Linked DNA regions of Homo sapiens: region 1 is linked to region 2. Evidence: chromatin contacts called from ENCODE Hi-C or POLR2A ChIA-PET data. All regions are on one chromosome and are shown on one strand. The core of a region is the stretch at or near the end of the contact, and the rest is flanking DNA. Distances in the headings are between cores, read along the strand shown. Region 1 overlaps DDX19A (DEAD-box helicase 19A). Region 2 holds the start of DDX19B (DEAD-box helicase 19B).

Region 1 (3,921 bases), core at 279-2,778, 63 kb before region 2:
AATCACTTGAACCCGGGAGGCGAAGGTTGCGGTGAGCTGAGACCGCGCCATTGCACTCCAGCCTGGGCAACAGAGCGAGACTTCATCCCAAAAACAAACGAACAGACAAAAAAATACAAAAATTAGCCAGGTGTGGTGGTGTGCGCCTGTAATCCTAGCTACTCAGGAGGCTGAGGCAGGAGAATCACTTGAACCTGGAAGGCAGAGGTTGAAATGAGCCAAGATTGCACCACTGCACTCCAGCCTGGGCGACAGAGGAGACTCCATCTCAAAAAAGAAAAAATGATAAATATGCCAGGTGCAGTAACACATGCCTATAATCCCAACACTTTGGGAGGCTGAGGCTGGAGAATCACTTGAGGCCAGGAGTTTGAGACCAGCCCTGGCAACATAGTGATACCCTGTCTCTACAAATTTTTTTTTTTTTTTTGAGACAGAGTCTTACTCTGTCGCCCAGGCTGGAGTGCAATGGTGTAATCTTGGCTCATTGCAACCTCTGTTTCCTGGGTTCAAGCGATCCTCCCACCTCAGCCTCCCTAGCAGCTGGGATTACAGGTGTGCGCCACCAAGCCCGGCTAATTTTTTTGTATTTTTTGTAGAGACGGGGTTTCACCATGTTGGCCAGGCTGGTCTCAAACTCCTGACCTCAAGTGATCCACCTGCCTCAGCTTCTCAAACTACAAAAAAGTTTTTTTAAAGTCAGCTGGGCATGGTGGCACATGCCTATAGTCCCAGCTACTCCGGAGGCTGAGGTGAGAGGATTAATTAAGCCCAGGAGGTCGAGGCTGCAGTGGGCTGTAATTGCACCACTGCACTCTAGATGGGGAAACAGAATGAGACCCTGTCTCAAAAGGAACTTAGTCTTGTCAGGGTGGGAGAAGGATGTGGAAGGAGGGGAATTCAGGGGCTTCAACTATCAACTGGACCTGCTTCCTTTCTTGGCAGGATAGGGCTACAGAGGTGTTCTTGGTATTGTTCTTTACACCTTTGTGTAGGTCTCAAAAATTTCCAAATAATATTTTGTTTGTTTTTGAATTTATTGCAACACCATTCACATCAAAATAATATTTTTTAAACCCAGTTTTTTTTTTTTTTTTTTTTTTGAGACAGAGTCTATGTTTCCCAGGCTAGAGTGCAGTGGCATGTCTCGGCTCACTGCAACCTCTGCCTCTGGGGTTCAAGCAATTCTCCTGCCTCAGCTACATGACCACAGGTACGTGCCACCATGCCAGGCTAATTGTTGTATTTTTAGTTTAGTTTTTTTTTTTTTTTGAGACAGGGTCTTGCTGTCACCAGGCTAGAGTACAGTGGCACCATCTCGGCTCACTGCAACCTCTGCCTCCCGGGTTCAAGCAATTCTCCTGCCTTAGCCTCCTGAGTAGCTGGGACTACAGGCACATGCCAACAGGCCTGGATATTTTTTTTTTTTTGATTTTAGTAAGACGGGGTTTCACCATGTTGCCCAGGCTGGTCTCGAATTACTGAGCTCAGGCAATCCGCCCACCTTGGCCTCCCAAAGTGCTAGGATTACAGGTTTGGGCCACCGTGCCCAGCTAATTTTGTATTTTTAGTAGAGACAGGGTTTTGCCATGTTGGCCAGGCTGGACTCAATCTCCTGACCTCAGGTGATCCGCCCGCCTCGGCCTCCCAAAGTGCTAGGATTACAGGAGTGAGCCACCATGCCCGGCCTTAAGCCCAGTTTTTAAGATAGCATGGAATAAAGCACTACCTTTCTCTATAAGTTTCTATTGTTAAGTGGGAAAGGCAGAAACTGTAGCTAACTCCATCCGATTCTCTCTGCACTTGCCTAAGCTGTATTCCTGAGGAAACACGTGGCCCCAAACAGCTCCTTCTGTTCTCAGGCACAAAAACGCAGTTTGGGGAAGATTGATCTAATCACACTGGGTGAGATGCGCTTCATCTGCATACTCACGGTTCAGCAAGCATCATGGGTAATGCGTTCTCTTGTATCTTGGAGGGTCGATTGAAGCCCATGGCATAGACTCCCTGGAGAAGCTGTGGTTTCCTAGGAAGCCAGGAAGACAGAGGATGGATGCCTAGAAGTTAGAATTGTTTTAGAGGCCTAGAATCTTATCTTTTTCTATAGAAAGGAATGATGCCTCCTACCTCTGTCAGACGTATTTTCCTATGCCTTAAAAAAACACTGTCAAAAACCAAACCAAATCAAACCAAGCTACCGCCCTTCCCTAAGGAATCTTAATCTGCAACTATTCTATAATTCATAAAATACAGAATGGTTTCTTTTCTTAGAGAAATTAATGCTTTCAGCAGACCCGCAAATCTGGCTGGCCTTGGAAGACAAGTGTTCCCTGGACACAGCAAGGGTGGTGGTTATTAATTCATAGCATTACATAAATTATAAAAGATATATCTAAAAACAGGTCAGGTACAGTGACTCATGCCTGTAATCTCAGCACTTTGGGAGGTCAAGGCAGGCCAACTGCTTGAGGCCAGAAGTTCGAGAACAGCCTGGGCAACATGGTGATACCTCGTCTCTACAAAAAAATACAAAAAATAGCTGGACACACCTGTAGTCCCAGTTACTCAAGAGGCTGAGGTGGGAGGCTCACTTGAGCTCAGGAGGTCAAGGCTGCAGTGATCTGTGACTGAGCCACTGCACTCCAACCAGGGTGACAGAGTGGGACTCTAAAGTAAATAATAAATGAAAATAAACACTATTTACTATACTGCTAAGATTTAGAAGTCCTTTTGTTCCATGTTCCTTCCAAAGCCAGCTATGCAAATACTCCAGACAATCAATAGGTAAGGAAATTGATGGGCTGGGCGTGGTAGCTCACGCCTGTAATCCCAGCACTTTGGGAGGCCTAGGTGGGACGACTGCTTGAGGAGTCCAGGCGTTCAAGACCGGCCTGGGCAACACAGTGAGACCCTGTCTCTAAAACAAAACAAAACAAAACAAAACAAAAAAGAAAAATGAGCTGGGCATGGTGGCATGCACCTGTAGTCCTAGCTACTTGGGAGATTGAGGCAGGAGGATTGCCTGAGGCTAAGAGTTAGAGACTATAGCGAGCCATGATTGCCCCGCTGCACTCTGGGCTGGGCAACAAGGCCAGGTCATCTCTTAAAAAAAAAAAAAAAAAGAAAGAAAGAAAGAAAAAAGAAAAAAAAAATTTTTTTTTTTGAGATGGAGTCTTGCTCTGTTGCTCAAGCTAGAGTGCAATAGCGTGATCTTGGCTCACTGCAACCTCTGCCTCCTGGGTTCAAGCGAGTCTCCTACCTCAGCCTTCTGAGGAGCTAGGATTACAGGCGCATACTGCCACACCTGGCTAATTTTTGTATTTTTAGTAGAAACAGGGTTTCGCCATGTTGGCCAGGCTGGTCTTGAACTCCTAATCTCAGGTGATCCACCTGCCTCGGCCTCCCAAAGTGCTAGGATTACAGGCGTGAGCTGTAGCGCCCGGCCATAAAAAAAGAAAATTGATGAAGCCAGTTTCTAGTAGCTGATATACAGTAAATAAAGGTGGTTCGATTAACCTACTAAACTTTACAAATGCTCAGATTCACTTAGGTCTAATCAAAATAAACAGACAAACACTAACTACTTCTTTCTGAGAGACGTTCTCACTCTGTCGCCCAGGCTGGAGTGCAGTTGTGTGAACTGGGCTCACTGCAACCGACACCTCCCAGGCCTCAAGAGATCCTCCCACCCTTGAGTAGCTGGGGCTGCAGGCACATGCCACCACACCCGGCTAATTTTTTTTTATTTTTTGTAGAGATAAGGTTTCACCATGTTGCCCAGGCTGGTCATGAACTTCTGAGCTCAAGAGATCCACTCACCTTAGCCTCCCAAACTGCTGGGATTACAGGCGTGAGCCACCGCACCTGGACACCAACTTCTTATGTAAACAGCTACACAAGAATTATCAATTTAAGTTGCTC
Region 2 (4,362 bases), core at 986-3,485:
GGATGGTCTCAAACATTTCAACAACAAATACAGAAATCTAGAAGGCAATGGAACAATACATTTAAAATTTGGCAGGAAAATAATTTTCAACCTACAATTCTATACCCAGCCAAACTATTATCCAAATTACAGGGCAAAGTTAGATTTTTTAAGACATGGAATATTCTTAAAGTAATTTACTTCCCGTACACCTCCAGAAAGCTGACAGATGGCTGCACTAAAATAAGGAATAAATCAAGAAAGATGGAAAAGTAGGGGTACAGAAAGGAAGGGATCCAAGAGATCCAAAAGACAAGAGAAAGGAGGAAGGAATCTGCAGAATGAGGCTGAAGGGAAATTTGCCCTGTTCCCTCTATTCCCCAATATGAACTGTGCTCTAAAGACAGGAGTAACTAGTCCAATTTGAAGCAGACTTAAAGGCCTAGGAGAAATGGAATTGATAGAATACTTGATGAGTCTAAGCATCCTGAGATAAACTTAGACAACTGGAAGACAGTTTGGGGTTGAATTGATAATTAAGAAAAAAAAATGAAGCATAAACATAAGGCAATTAAGAATTCCAAGTAAAATAAATTTTATAGAAAAGTAAAGGGCCAGGCAAAGTGGCTCAGGCCTATAATCCCAACACTTTGGGAGGCCGAGGTGGGAGGATGGCTTGAGCCCAGCAGGTCAAGACCAACCTGGGTAATATAGTGAGACCTCGTCTTCACAAAAAATTAAAAAGTTAGCTGCATATGTTGGCACATGCTTGTAGTCCCGGTTACTCAGGAAGCTGAGGTGGGAGGATCACTTGAGCCTGGGAAGGGGAGGTTGTAGTTGGCAAGAGATGGTGTCAATGCACTCCAGCCTGGGTGACAGGGCAAGACCCTCTCTCAAAAAATATATGTAAAGAAAGAAAGAAACAGAAAAAAGAGGCTGGATGCAGTGGCTCACACCTGTAATCCCAGCACTTTGGGAGGCTGAGGCAGGTGGATCACTTGCACGCTGGAGTTCGAGACCAGCCTGGGCAACATGGCAAGTCCCCATCTCTACAAAAAAAATACAAAAAGTAGTTGGGCATAGTGGCACATGACTACAGTCCCAGTTACTCAGGAGGCTGAGGTGGGAGGATGGCTTGAGCCTGGGAGGCAGAGACTGCAGTGAGCCAAGATCACTCCACTGCACCCTAGCCTGGGCAACAGAGTGTGACCCTGTCTCCAAAAAAAAAAAAGGAGTTGCCTCTGGGGAGGAAAAAAATTGGCGGGAACCGTTGTTTTTAAAATAACTTCACTCTTTAAACAATGTGTATATACAACTTATTTTTTATGAGCTATAAAAAATAAAAGACAAGGTTCTTATTCTTGAGGAAGTCATAGCAATAAGTACTAACAGAAGTAGGTTCAAAGCCTACTAGGATTTAAAGTGTTTCGGTGGGAGAAATTAATTCTACGCAGTAGTGTTTAACACATCTCTTGCTTACCATGTGTCAGGTCCAGAAAAAAAGAACAAAGTGAAGCCGATGAGGAAAGGATTTGCTGACTGCCACACCTACTGGGTCCATCATTTATCACTGAGGAAGCACACAAATATGAGCAAAGACATGGTCCCTGAGCCAAAGAAGCTCTGAATGTAGAGGTGGAGAATGACACCTAAAATAACTATTACAAACCGGGGCGGCCAGGAACAATGGCTCAGCCTGTAATCCTGGTGCTTTGAAAGGCCGAGGCAGGAAGATAGCTTGAGACCAGGAGTTCCAGACTAGCCTGGGCAACCTAGCAAGACCATGTCTCTATTTCAATTAAAAACAAACAAAACACAATCTAGGGTGATGGGTGCAATCTATGATTCTTCCTGGTTCCAGGAAGACAGACAGGCAGCTGAGCGCTTTACCGATAGGAGCACTCACCTGCGCTTACGTAACGCGGAGGCGGCTGCGTAAACAAAGCCAGCTCAGGGTCCAGGCTCCATCCCTATCCTCCCCGCCACCCCATCCAGCCTCTAATCAACCTGGGAAACATTCTTTCCCAGGGACCAAGTCTCCGACCAGAACTAGTCCCCTGACCCTTTTAGGGCTGAAGCCAACTCACCGACTCAGCCGCAGCTTCCTGCTCGTCCACCGCCAGGGCCCATGAGTCAGTGGCCATGGTCCCAGGCGCGGGTGGGACGCTCGTGCTGGTGGATTCGAGGGATGGCACGAGGGATCGTGGGCTCCGGGGGTTCGCGGCAGGCTCTGCTCCAGCCCCACTACAAGGCTGCAGACCGGAAGCGGCGCGCCACAGTGACGTCGGAGGCCACTCCTGTTTGGCCACCCTTTGCCCACTTGAGGCTGTCGATTCTGTTGCCCTCAGACCCGTACCCCTCAACCCCGGGCAGAGCAAGCTTTCCTATCAAGCTGAGGTAGTTATCTTAAAATGCCTAAGCTCTGGTTAACTTGGATCTCCAACCAAAGAACAAAATCAGATTCCCGCCCAACACAGTGGCAGAGTAGGCACTAATACAGATTGAACAGATTGAATATATCAAAACAGAAAACCATTACCAATAGTCACCAAAATGCAAAACAAGCACAGAGCTGTTTCCCTTTTCAGATTGGTAATTTAAAATGTCCAGATGTTGGCAATCAGCCCTGACAACCCATTTGGTTAAAAGTCCACTTGACCACTATGCAATCTTGTTAGGCATGTAACAAAACTGCACCTGCACTCATAAATTTGTACCCCAAGAGGAGGAATTGCAGCTCTCCTATGTAAGCGTTGTAGAATCAGGAGAATGTTAAAAAGGAAGAAAACAGACGGTGCGGTGGCTCATGCATGTAATCCCAGCACTTCTGGAGGCCGAGGCGGAAGGATCACTTGAGCCCAGGAGGTCTAGGCTGCAGTGAGCCATGACAGGGCCACTGCACTCCAGCCTGGGTGACAGAGCAAAACTCTGTCTAGGAAAAAAATAAATAAAATTAAAATAGTAAAATAATTAAATAGAGCTAGGTGTGGTGGCTCATGCCTGTAATCTCAGCACTTGGGTTTTTGTTTGTTTTTTGAGATTGAGTCTGGCTCTGTCGCCCAGGCTGGAGTGCAGTGGCACGATTTCGGCTCACTGCAACCTCCACCTCCTGGGTTCAAGAAATTCTCTTGCCTCAGCCTCCCAAGTAGCTGGGATTACAAGCATGCGCCACCATGCCCAGCTAGTTTTTCTATTTTTAATAGAGATGGTGTTTCACCATGTTGGCCAGGATGGTCTCAATCTCCTGACCTCGTGATCCGCCTGCCTTGGCCTCCCAAAGTGCTGGGATTACAGGCGTGAGCCACTGCACCCGGCCTTTTGTTTTTTTAAGATAGAGACAGATCTTGCTGTGTTGTCCTGGCTGGTCTCAAACTCCTGAGCTCAAGTGATCCTCCCACCTCCACCTCCCAAAGTGCCAGGATTGGCCAGGCACAGTAGCTCACATGTGTAATCCTAGCATTTTGGGAGGTGGAGGTGGGAGGATCGCTTGAATCCAGGAGTTTGAAAACAACAACATAGCGAGGCCTTATCCTTACACAAGAAAAATTTAAAAATTAGCCAGGTGTCGTCGCACATGCCTGCAGTTCCAGCTACTTGGGAGGCTGAGGTGGGAGGATCACTTGAGCCCAGGAGGTTGAGGCTGCAGTTAGCAGTGTTTGTGTCACTGCACTCTAGTCTGCGCAACAGAGTAAGACTCTGCCTCATAAACAAATAAATAAATAGGAAGAAATATCTTGGGCTTTTAGTAGTTGTAAAATAAGGATTAAATGAAAGAACTGCTTTCTCCTAACTAGAATCAAAGAAGCTTCTCTTCCCTTGTTACTTCCCTAGAAAGAAACTAGGCATTTTCCTACAATCTGAAAAAAATGAATCCCAACCTCTTTCATTTTGCCAATATTATACAACAATAAGTTAATTTCAAGCCATGAGGCCGGGCACAATGGCTCACACCTGTAATCCCAGCACTTTGGGAGGCCAAGGTGGGTGGATCACCTGAGGTCAGGATATCAAGACCAGCTTGGCCAACATGGTGAAACCCTATCTCTACTAAAAATACAAAAATTAGCCAAGCATGGTGGTGCACACCTGTAATCCCAGCTACTTGTAAGCCTGAGGCAGGAGAATCACTAGAACCCGGAAGGCAAAGGTTGCAGTGAGCCGAGATCATGCCATCACACTGCAGCCTGGGCGACGAGTGAAACTCTGTCTCAAAAAAAATAAATAAATAGACTGGGCACGGTGGCTTGCACCTGTAATCCCAGCACTTTGGGAGGCCAAAGCAGGTGGATCACGAGGTCAGGAGATTGAGACCATCCTGACCAACATGGTGAAACCCTGTCTCTACTAAAAATACAAAAATTAGCTGGGTGTGGTGGCATGCAC

Evidence for each region. A loop is a pair of places that touch in the nucleus more often than their neighbours do. ChIA-PET counts read pairs that join two places held with the same protein, here RNA polymerase II (POLR2A). Pooled maps may share reads with other maps.
Region 1: a loop to region 2 is called in a map of endothelial cell of hepatic sinusoid, with 6 times the contacts of the local background. The contact joins the enhancer-like site here to the promoter of DDX19B in region 2. A Hi-C loop is called at or near these places in 1 of 168 maps with a recorded cell type or tissue (endothelial cell of hepatic sinusoid) and 1 of 50 pooled maps. POLR2A ChIA-PET finds 5 or more read pairs at or near these places in 21 of 52 experiments (A549, AG04450, BJ and 15 more).

Annotation. Positions count from the first base shown.
Region 1 is chr16:70,359,523-70,363,443 of GRCh38, reverse strand. It overlaps DDX19A (DEAD-box helicase 19A), which reads right to left. Exons shown (of 12, transcript NM_018332.5): 5 at 1,934-2,026. Among named protein-coding and RNA genes, the nearest start is that of DDX19A, 15 kb to the right of the region's middle. Within about 2 kb of position 1,528, at least 2 of the 41 ENCODE cell types and tissues checked have a DNase peak (open chromatin) inside an H3K27ac peak, as active enhancers do.
Region 2 is chr16:70,297,059-70,301,420 of GRCh38, reverse strand. DDX19B (DEAD-box helicase 19B) reads right to left here and starts at 2,235. Exons shown (of 12, transcript NM_007242.7): 1 at 2,067-2,235. The coding sequence starts at 2,123. RefSeq lists enhancers at 2,160-2,389, 2,121-2,415.